Regions from separate parts of the Homo sapiens genome. Here region 2 is linked to region 1. The links are chromatin loops, found by intact Hi-C in ENCODE. Cell type or tissue: psoas muscle. All regions are shown on one strand. Each heading gives the region's core, and the rest is flanking DNA. Links, peaks and the distances in the headings are about the cores only. Region 1 overlaps LRMDA (leucine rich melanocyte differentiation associated). Region 2 overlaps LRMDA (leucine rich melanocyte differentiation associated).

The links. Peaks named below come from ENCODE experiments on the same cell type or tissue, not always from the same donor. Only the 100,000 strongest peaks of a DNase experiment are listed, where the experiment ranks them.
Region 2: it touches region 1 in a loop (2.3-fold over the local background); 13 of 110 quality-filtered maps call a loop at or near these places.

What each region holds. Positions count from the first base shown.
Region 1 is chr10:76,033,142-76,038,519 of GRCh38, reverse strand. LRMDA (leucine rich melanocyte differentiation associated) reads right to left here. Exons shown (of 7, transcript NM_001305581.2): 3 at 2,386-2,512. Among named protein-coding and RNA genes, the nearest start is that of MIR606, 480 kb to the right of the region's middle. RefSeq lists an enhancer at 389-4,375. In psoas muscle, for the core only: a CTCF peak has its summit at 2,002 (motif pointing right); a DNase peak (open chromatin) is centred at 1,999; H3K4me3 peaks cover 946 bases.
Region 2 is chr10:75,924,856-75,930,233 of GRCh38, reverse strand. The region is part of intron 2 of LRMDA (leucine rich melanocyte differentiation associated); the gene reads right to left. Among named protein-coding and RNA genes, the nearest start is that of MIR606, 380 kb to the right of the region's middle. In psoas muscle, for the core only: a CTCF peak has its summit at 3,242; no DNase peak of the experiment used is centred there.

The DNA of each region.
Region 1 (5,378 bases), core at 53-5,052:
TCTATTCAGAATATTCACTGATAAGAAAATGTGCTACAACAGCACCAGTGATATCACTGGTCAGGTTTACAGCCACACAGTGTCTTCTGCTTCGGTCCCTCCTAGGCCATTACCATTACTCCCTTAGCATTACTGCTACAGATTGGAAAAGTGGAGGCACAGAATAGGGAAAGGACTCAACCAAAGACAAAGAAAACCTCTCAGCACTCTGAAGCCAAGAGGCCTGCTTATCTCTGGTGACAGCAATACTGTGAATAAAACCATCGACCAGTCCAACATATTTCTTTAAAAATGAGAAAAAGAAGCTCACAGAAGATAACTTGTCCAAGGTCACACCGCTAAATATGATTAAGCTGAGACATGAACCAAAGTCCATGGACCCTAATATTCTACGGAGACCTGGGACACAGGACATGTCTAAAAATCCTTCTGTCCTTGATTTATTTGAGAATATTGGCCAACTGATCATCTAAGACAGCCTAGAAAGCCATAAGACTACAAAGTTTTTCAAAGAGTGATTGGGAAACTTGGTTGACTAACAGACATAAGAAGGGAAAATTCCACCAAAATTTCATTATGACAAAGACTGTGAATTTACATGTAGGCCCTCCCCTTCTACTTCTATCAAAGTGACAATAATGACCACAAGGAGCATATTTATAATACTATGGTCTGAATGTTTGTTCTTCCCTCAAATTCATATGTTGAAATTCTAATCCCCAAAATGATGGTATGTGGAGATGAGGCCTTTGGGAGGTGATTAGGTCATAAGGGTAGATCTCTCTGATGGGATCAGTGCCCCTATAAGGAGAGACTTGAAAAAGCTTGCTTCCTCTCTCTCTGCTATGTGATGATACAGTGAGAAAGTATCTTCACCAAGAAACCAACCCTGCTGGCATCCTGATCTCAAACCTCCAGCCTCCAGACTGTGAGAAATAAATGTTTGTTGTTTAAGCCACCTCATGTACGGTACTGTGCTGTAGCAGCAAGAGCTGACTGAGACAATATCTGAGAGAATAAAGAAAACATTAACTTATGGCTTGAAGTATAAACAGTAGCTAACAAATACTTCTGCAAATCATTCTTAAATGCTGGCATATGCATATGTGCCAAGCCTTACATGTATATCTGATTTTATTTTATACTCTAGAGGAAAATGCCTTGTCTCCTTTTCTATTTCTAACTTATTGTATGAATGTGAACAAGTGGTTTAACTACTCCAGGTCTCAAATGTTCCATCCAATAAAACAAAGCCATTGGACCACTGAGTCTGAAGCAACACAGTAGAATGCAGACATTGGACTTTGGACACAACACAGTTGACACTGAATCATCCAGGACCTAGCATCTTGCTAGTGTCTGGCTGTGTGCCTACACCTCACCTCTTTCTATGTCTAGGTAAATGGAAAAGACACACCCTTCTCACAGGGCTTGGTAAGGATGAATAACAACACACATAAAGAACCCAGCACCATGCCTCATTCCTAGGAGTGCTCAATAAGGAATAGCTAATGATAATGATGCATTCATCCCTCAAATATTTATTGAGCTTGTACTTGGTGCCAGGCACTATTCTTAGTGTGAAGAACAGAGGAGTTAACAAAACCAAGGAAACTCCCTGTCCCATCGAGCTGGCATTCTAGTGCCGGGTAATCCACTACACTAACAATGCAGGAGCTACGGGCCTTAGGTTGCAGCAAGGGTTCCCTGTTTCCATCCCCACTACAGAATCCAGAGCAGTTAGTGCCCGTAAGTCTCACCCTAGGCTGACTAGGTCCTTGCCTCCATAGAGGAGGCCATACACTGTCGTGGGTCCCCTAGGCCTCTCATCACCAGAGCATGGTATCCCCCAGTGAGGGCATAGCCAGGCCTGGGCTTCACATGTCTCTGCCACCTTAGCTCCTTTCCCTCACCAAAACGGTTCCCCAAGCCTGCCCCAGAGCCTTCCAGAAACCTCCCAGGAGAGGAAGTTTGCTTGGCGGCATTACCCGGGACTTCCCACCAGAGGTCGCCCTCCCACACAAGCCCAAGCAAACAGACTGGGCTTCGCTGCCTCTGCAGCGGTGACATTATTTTCTTTCTCTATTTTTATCTATTAAAAAGATTTCTTCACAGCCATAACTTAGATCTCTACACTAAAATGGAGCAACAGGAAGATATAATGGTGCGTTTCATTTATGAATGACCTATAATAAATTACTCTGAAGTGTCCCGAGTGCCAGAAGACAGAATGCTTTGTCTGCCCACGAACTGTATTTCACATACTTTAATTTAGCTGACACGTAAAACTCATTTGACATTTTGCAGGTATTTGTGCAGGGTGGGGTTGGGGGACGACTGTGGGGCTGGGTGGGGAGTGGGGGCAGCGGGCAGAGGAAAGGATATTCGGTTCTTGTTGAGGGTTAAGGTATGCAGTCTGGGTAACCCTGGCAACACAAGGTCGTCCCCCAGCTGATTGTTGTCCAAGATGAGTTCCTCCAGGCTCCTGAATGCGCTCAGTCCTTCCAGTGACCTGCAATGACAAAGGCAACAGGAAAAATGATCCTGCACTAAATCAGGGAGGCCATTATGAGCCGAAATAAATATTTTAACCTTCCCTTTCAGGACTGGGAATAGTTTGGGCTTGGTGCCTGTCAGCAAAGTGAATGACAAGAATTAGTAGCAGGAGTCGGGGCGGGGGCGGCGGGGGAGAAGGGGCCGCTGGCACCCACCGCATCCTTCACGCATTGCCAACATGAAGGATGAGGGTCACTTAGTGAGTAGCCAGGATCCAAAACAAAGGGCTTCAGATACGGCCTGCAGGATAAATTTGTCAATGTCTTGTGCCTTCAGGCACCCAGCCTCGGCTGACCCTAACCTCCATTCCCAAGATAAATAACTCTGTCACAGTTCACCTTCATTCCCTGGACACAAATTCAAGTTGTCATCCATCATTCCTGCCCAGAAATATCATACCCTCTTACAATAATAAATATAACTTCAAGTATCATTTCTTAGCAGTTCTCTGTACAGTCGCGGGGGAAACGACAGGGAAGGCTTCCTTTCTCTCCGTTCACATCCTTTGACTTTTTTTTTTCCTCTGCCTTTTTTCTTTACTAATCACTTAATTTGCTTCTGCCCAGCGTCCCAGTGGCTGCCCCAAAGGCAAGGCATCTGCAGAATTACATAATCACTCCGATCTGAGAGGGCTTTTTCTTTTATTATTTCTTTTTATTTGTTTTTGCTGCGGGTGGGGAGACGGGGGTTGGGAGAATTGCTGCTTCAAAGCTCCTGGCCTGAAGTTACTGTTTTAATTTATGGAAAGTGGATTTCTCACTTAATTTTTGAAAGAAGTGTAGAGTGCAACCCTGTAGATGTTGAGGCAGTAAATAAAAAGGCAACAGAAAGAATTAAGTACCCGGCTCCAGGAAAAAAAAAAAAAAACAGCAGAAAGGGAAAAATAGCCTTGCTTATACACATCGCTGAAAGTTAACTCTTAATTTTATGGGCTCTCATGAGTGTTGGGGGTGGAGGTGACACGAGGTAGTTGTGCACAAGTGCTTGCCTGGGCGCACACAGACATTAATTAAAGCAAGCCGGCCGGCAGAGGGGCTTACACAGAGACACAGACTCCCAGCTCGTTCACCTGCCAGACCCAGGAGATGTGCTGAGCCTGCACCGGCTGACAGCTGAGCTACGATGTGGACGGGAGGGAGACACGTAGGGGATGCCGGGCTATTCTATAAAATGTGACAAATCAGGGAGATGTCGTCCACACTATTTATTCATTTACTGATAGTGCTTCCATTACAGCCCCGTGTGCTTGCGTGTGCAATGTCTGCACATCTGCTGTGAGTGTGAACTTCAGCACCAGATCTTTCCCAAGGCATCCATAGCTCCCTTGTGGGATCGCTGCCAAGAGGACTCCAAAATAGGGAGTCAATACTTACGAGGTATAAAAATGTGTTGTAAGTAATTAAATCTGTAGATACCACTGGGCCCAGAGCTCTGCCGGCATGTTCCATTCCTGCCAGACCTCGGGGTGGTCCCACTCAGGACTCGACTCCCAGAGCACGCCTGCTCCTCCAACCAACACTGCCAGCCCCACCGAGGGGGGACACATTTTGGAGTAGGGGTCCAGAGGTCATCGTGTTTCATTTCCTCCTCCTTTCTCTTTTTCCTCTTGGTTCCGAGAGGCAAAACACAACTTGTGAGGATAAATGCTTGAAGGGCTGGATATCCCATTTATCCTGATGTGATGATTACACATTGCCTGCCTGTATCAAAATATGTCATGTGACCCATAAATATCTACACCTCTTATGTACCCACAAAAAATACAAACAAAAAAAAAATTTAAAAACCCACAATGTACGCACATCTAGGCAGGAAGGTTTGGGACTTTGCCTCCGCTCCTCTATTTCCTGTTGTGTGAATTTGGGCCTGTCAATAGCCCATCTGAACTCTCCTGTTCTGTGTTCCTTCCAGCTCATAGGATCTTGTCGAGAATAAGTGAAGGACGGCTAACTGGTTACTAGCATACGCTGTTTTTTTTTTCTTTTCCTTCCTCCTTTTATTCACTGTTTTGTTTCCAGACGCCCTGACCCTGGGGGTGTGTTTGGAATGCAGGGGACGGGCCCATGAACAAACCCACAGAGGAGGCGTGCAGCAAGTCAGGCTTGTGCAGGGGACTTTCGGGCTCTTCTGAAGTCCCTTCCTCCACTAGGGGTTAGGGAGTGATGTGCCAAAAGGCTTCTCAGGACTGGGCCCGTTTACCACTAGGGGAGGTGAGGCCACTTCCCCTTAGGGAGCCTTACGGGTGGTTAATAATTCCTTTGTGCACAAACATCAGTTGGACTCCGCTCAAAGGCAGCATCCAAATACACATTGTTCCTGAGTTACGTTATGCAAATATTAGATTCTTCTGATGAGAATCAGCAAATGGTTGGCAACTGGCAAGCAGAAGAAAGCTCCTTTCCAAGAGTGCTCCAGGGAGGCATAAAGCAAAACGACACAGCATGAAGATGGGGAGAGCCCAGGAGCACCAAGGAAGCGCCCACCTCCATCCAGCCAGCCTTTCTTCCCCTCAGGGTGGGCTATGGGGCAGAAATCCACGCCAGAGTGAGACTTCCCAGAAGAGCTGGTAAGATCAGTCTCAAATCCCCTGTCACCTGTCTGGTTTTGAGACTCTTTTTGCTATGTGACGTTATTAGCTGCTCAGTAAAAAGAGAACCATATTACATGGGTGATTGCTAATGAATAAATCCTTGTTTTCATGTTATCAGTGTGGTGTGCTCCTGGGGATTTAATCATCTAGATCCAGAGCTGAGGGCTGGGGCACAGAAGTCAGGGGGCAGAGAGCATAGTAAATGGGAGTACTGGGGAAGATAGGTTTTGGG
Region 2 (5,378 bases), core at 123-5,122, 110 kb after region 1:
GATTGATGGTTCTGGTGAGAGTTGTTTATACAAGATCTTAGTCTTAGGCAAATCAGGTGAAAGAACTATTATTAGATATACTTAGGCTTCATGAACCATTAGAAGCAGAGCATAAATCTATTCGCAGGTTTCATGATTTTCTTCAGAATAAAAGCCTCTCAGCATATGATTCCAAGGAAGCAGGATGACTGACAGTCTTCAATGTGCTTCATGGTATGAATAAAAGGAAACAAGATTTCCTAAGGTCTTTGCTAGGATTGCATTCAGTTACTTGCCAATAGTACCTAAGAATGACTTTGCATAATAGGACTTGTGACTGATCAGCCTCATTTTTCAATAGGCTCCCAACTCTGTCACAAAAGAAGTTTTGGAAGGAAGCTCTCAAAGAAGGAAATCCTGAACAAACTCCTGACGACATTATTTAGTCATTTTTGGGAAAAGAGTGGTTGGGATAAGCCCTGGTCATGCTATGTCATTGTAACCCTCAACTACAGGATCCCAAAAGTAATGAAACAAGAAATCAAACAAAACCAAAATTCTAAAAGACTAACCCACAGTGGTCCCTGTCATATATGAGACTCTCCTCATCACACAGAAATTTGAGGGCTATGTGGACCAGGGCCCTAATAGTAAGGCACTATCCCAGGCATATATAAAACAAATACCTAATACAGTATGATCCCTCTACTCTGCAAACTGTTAGCCATGTAACTTGGGGAGGTTACTTAGCTTCTGTAAGACTCAGTTTCCTCACTTCAACCACGAAAATGAAGGTTAACCCACCAAGGTGATGGCTGGCATAAATGAGACAACAGTTGGCCAACGATGGTATGGCTGTGCATACATCTTCTCTATGCACAAATGTAAGAAACCGATTTGTACATGAATTCTACCAACATATGCACAAACGCATTCATTTACACACACACACACACACATAGATCATGCATTTAAATGCTTGTATATGCACTTACACATGTATACAGGCACACAAGCCTGCATCCATCCATGTTTATAATGGGATTTGCCACCACTTTTCTTCCCTGGTCACACCCTACCTTGTGCTGTATCTAGTGCACTGCCCTGTCTCCTGGACCCCGAGGTCCTTTCTGGGCACTGTAGGTGGTAGAGCTGAAACAGGACCCAGAGTGCTTTCAGAGCCAGTTCAAACTTGGCATGGTGGAACTTTCAAAGGTGAGAATTGTAGGGTTCCTTAGAAATAATCAAATCTGGTGGTTTGACAACCTATGTTTTATTCGTGTAATCCTTTCCCCAAAGAAAATCTCACCCAGTTGTCCCAATATGTAAAGCAGATACAGGCAGTGTTGCACCTGTCTGAGTGGGGTGGGTATTCAGAGCCCTGTTTTTGCCACTCTTCCCAGATTACCCTGAGATCCTGCCACAGAGCCACTGGGTGCCAGAAAACACCCTTCCTTTAGCACATGGAGGAAGTGGGGCCCAAGGTTATGGAGCATGCCACCCAGTGCCACATGAGTGGTTTGTGTCAGGAAAGGACCTAAAACCTAGTTATACCAGCTCAAAAACCACCTCTCTTCCTCCTGAGTTGCCAAAATATAGCCATCTAAATATCAGCATTTATATTAAGCATTAAATCCATTTTACTAAACAGTAACTACCCTCGCGGTATATGATGCACCATGCTTTAGATGTCAACTAATTTGACTTACTCTCCCTTTCATTGCCCTTATATCTTGCTTAATAAGACATTTTATTCAGATACTGCTGAGGTAATAAAGGAAGAAGCGTGGTTGCCAAATGTACTGCCATTTTTATTTTTAGCTTCACTGGAGTAAGGGGTTATTTTCTTGTGAAAAGGATGAAATGCAGCTGCCGGCCTTTTAAATTGTATCACGCAATCCTGCTTTTGCCCGAGCAATAGATTTCCAGATAACTGTAGCAATCTTCTCAAAGTGTAAAAAAAAAAACCCAAAACTAAAAAATAATAATCATAGCCACTGCCACTCTTCCCAGACCCCACCCAGCCTCCATTGTAAAGCATCCACCAAAGGGTTATTTGCAGCTCCCTGCCGCGTGAATTCACCCCCCACCCCAAGAGTTAGGTGGCCACATTTCAGGCTCCATAGCCAACCGTGCAAAGCTCTGACATTCTCTATCATAATTTTAAAAATAGATGATGATGATGATGATGATGATGATGATGATGATGATGTTAAACTAAAACTTACTGAGTGGTTATCACATACAGGTGCTGTGCCAACTGCTTTACATGCTTTTTCTCATTTAATTTTCACAACAACCCTGTGAGGCAGGTAGCATTATTATTACTGTTCCACCAATGAGGACACTGAGATACAGAGAGGCTAAATAACTTTCCCAAGGTCACCAATTAGTATATGGAGACTTGAACCCAGGCCTGCTGGGCTCCAGAATCCATAATTATAACCAGTACATTAGACCTGCTTTGTAAATAGCTGAGGCTTTATTGTCGGCAGACCTGAGTCCAAATCTACTTTACTGTTTACTAGCTGTGTGTCCTTGGGCAAGTAACTTAACCTTTCTAAACTTCAGTTACCTCATTTGCAAAGTGGAAATAGCACCACTTGATTACAGTCTCATTTTGGGGAATGTGTCTTATTCCCTTACCTCAATTCAGGAGGTCCTTCCTCGAACACCTAAATTCTGGACTCAGGGCTACCTGAAATTAAAGCAAGGAATTGGATTCTGTTGAAAGAGTAGGTGAGCCATAAAAAGTGCAGAGCAAGGTTGGGAAGAGTGGGCTGGAAGGAAGAAGTGAGGAGAAGAGGAAGAGGGAAGAGTCTTGATAGAAGCTCTCTCTAGCTATTAATATCTCCATTGAACATGATGGAACGAACAAGTGAAGGAGAAAACAGGCAGATCTCTACAGGCTGAAGACTTATACAGTTTTACAGTGGTTTATGGGATGCACAAATTTAACACCTGGGATCTTTGTAGCCCCAGGGAGTTAGGAAAAGGACCAATGGATGGAAATTCTAGAGAAACACATTTGGCTCATCTTAAGAACAAACCCTACTTGTCTCAGATAAGTTGGCTTGTGCTGCTTCTGGGTATAATGAATTCCCTATCGCTGGAGACCCCTGAGCTGAGGCACTGAAAAGGCTAGTTAAGCTCTATCCATTCCAATCCTAAATTCTTTGATTCAAGAGTTGAAATCTCAGTGGTGTCCCTGATGGTGCAACTTGAGACTGGCAGTATTGCTCTCCAGCTTTTAGGTTTGCTGCAGCCAGAGGGCAGCGTGGAGCACTAGGGGAGGCTTCCTAAAGACACACTGAAGTCAACCCAGATCCGTGACAAGTGTGCGCCTTACTGTAATATGTAAGTCTGCAAGGGTTCCTTCTAAGTATCAGATAGGATAGGAGAAGCCCAGAGATTTCCAGGAGAAAAACAACAAGGTCTCCTGCTGTGTCAGGAAACAGCCCACTGAGTAGAAAGCAATTTTGCTTGTTTACAGCAAAGTTACAGGCCCAGGAAACCAAAATAACAGCAGCATGAGTGGGTGCTAGAGTGTGGTAGCACACCACTGCAATCCACAAGACGTGCCCTGCAGGCTTGAAGAACACGGGAGCAATCCCAAACTGCCAAACATGCCCATAAACACCCAGGTGAAGACCCCACTAATTAATCTCTTTAGTGAGCAATTTCATAGTATACTGCATAAAATCAAGATAAAAAGGTGGGCGGGCTGCCACCCGGCTTCTCCAGCTAGGTTCTAGGAAAACCAGGAGTGCAGGTCTCCATCTTCTGGAAACCGGCTTACTATAACCTAGAACTGAATGCAGAGTGTAAACATACATGTCTCTGCAGAGCACTAGATGAAAAATTTCAGACAAGTGTTTTGAATCTAACTTGGAAGTTGGTTAACTTTTGTGACCAGGAAAGATCCTCCTGCCACTGTTTCATCTTTTCTCTCCCCTGCTCCACTTTTTACTCGGCTAACACAGAGAAGATAGCTCTGTGGTCTTGCTCCCTGCTAGGTGGCTCAACCTGCTTTCCAGGCAGTTGATGCCCAGTTCTAATAAAATCCTTCCCAGAAAGCCTTAGACACACAAGAATAATAGAGGCACAACAGGACTCCACCTGGCATTTCAGGGTTCCCCACATGCCTATGTGTACCTAGCACATGGATTAAAAGAATGGACTCTGCTACCAGACTACCTGAATTTGAATTCTAATTCAATGACTGCAAGTTACTTAACCTCTCTGGGGCTCAGTTTCCTTCTCTGCACAGAGGCAATATTAATAGAACCTATCCCTAGAGTTGTTATGGGAGCTAAATGAATACTGCCTGGTATGTAATAAATGAGGCAGCCAGATTATACGAGGTCAGTAGTTCGTAGTTCGAGACCAGCCTGGCCAACATGGTGAAAACCTGTCTCTACAAAAAATACAAAAACTAGCCAAGCATGCTGGCAGGCACCCGTAATCCCAGCTACTTGGGAGACTGAGACAGGAGAATCACCTGAACCCAGGAGGCAGAGGCTGCAGTGAACCGAGACTGTGTCACTGCACTCCAGCGAGACTCTGTCTCCAAAAAAAAAAAAGAAAAAGAAAATGCTTATGTAAGTGTCTGCTGCTGCCACCATTACCACCACCACTGCCACCATCACCTTCTTCCTCCACAATGACATAATTATCTCTTTGGAAAGAAGCTCCCCCCCTCCAAACTACTAAACCAAATGTAAAATTATATTGGGGCCATATGCAGTTCAAGAATTTGGATGTCTCTCAGAATATATTTTTTAAGATCAAATACACAAAATATTTCTGTACAATAAACTGCCATATTCCAACCCCCCCAGACGCTAACACTCTCAAGCAACTTGGGCAATTAAGTGGTAAACATGTGGTATGTCTTACGGAGAAAGTACTCCGAGGCCTGATATAAAAATGTTCATTACCAGCCAGGCCCCTGCAAGATGACCAAATTAACCTCACCGCCAGGAGTATATGAAGAAGGAATAATAAATTATTCAAAACCTAATGCTGAGAGGGCAAAAAAAATTTACAAAAAAAAATCAGATTATTGTGTTTTACTCACAATCCTCTTACATAGCTAAAGTGTCACATCCTCACAGCACTTTGTCAGACAATAAGCCAGTCCCAGGACGACTTGGTATTGGTGTCATCTCTGGGAGAATGGACTGCATACTCCGATGAGGAGAAAGGTCAGCAGAGGAGGCTGTAGATCTGAAAAGCCAGAAATCGGCCAAGGCAACCCGAGGTGCACTTGTAAGAAAGCCACCCATTCAACTAGAGTGGCAGCCACTGGGACGAGCATGTGACTCTCTTAAATCACCCGTTTCTTCAAAAGCAGAGAAACCCCAGCCCCTCAAATTTAATTTGTTGGCCCTTGAGAA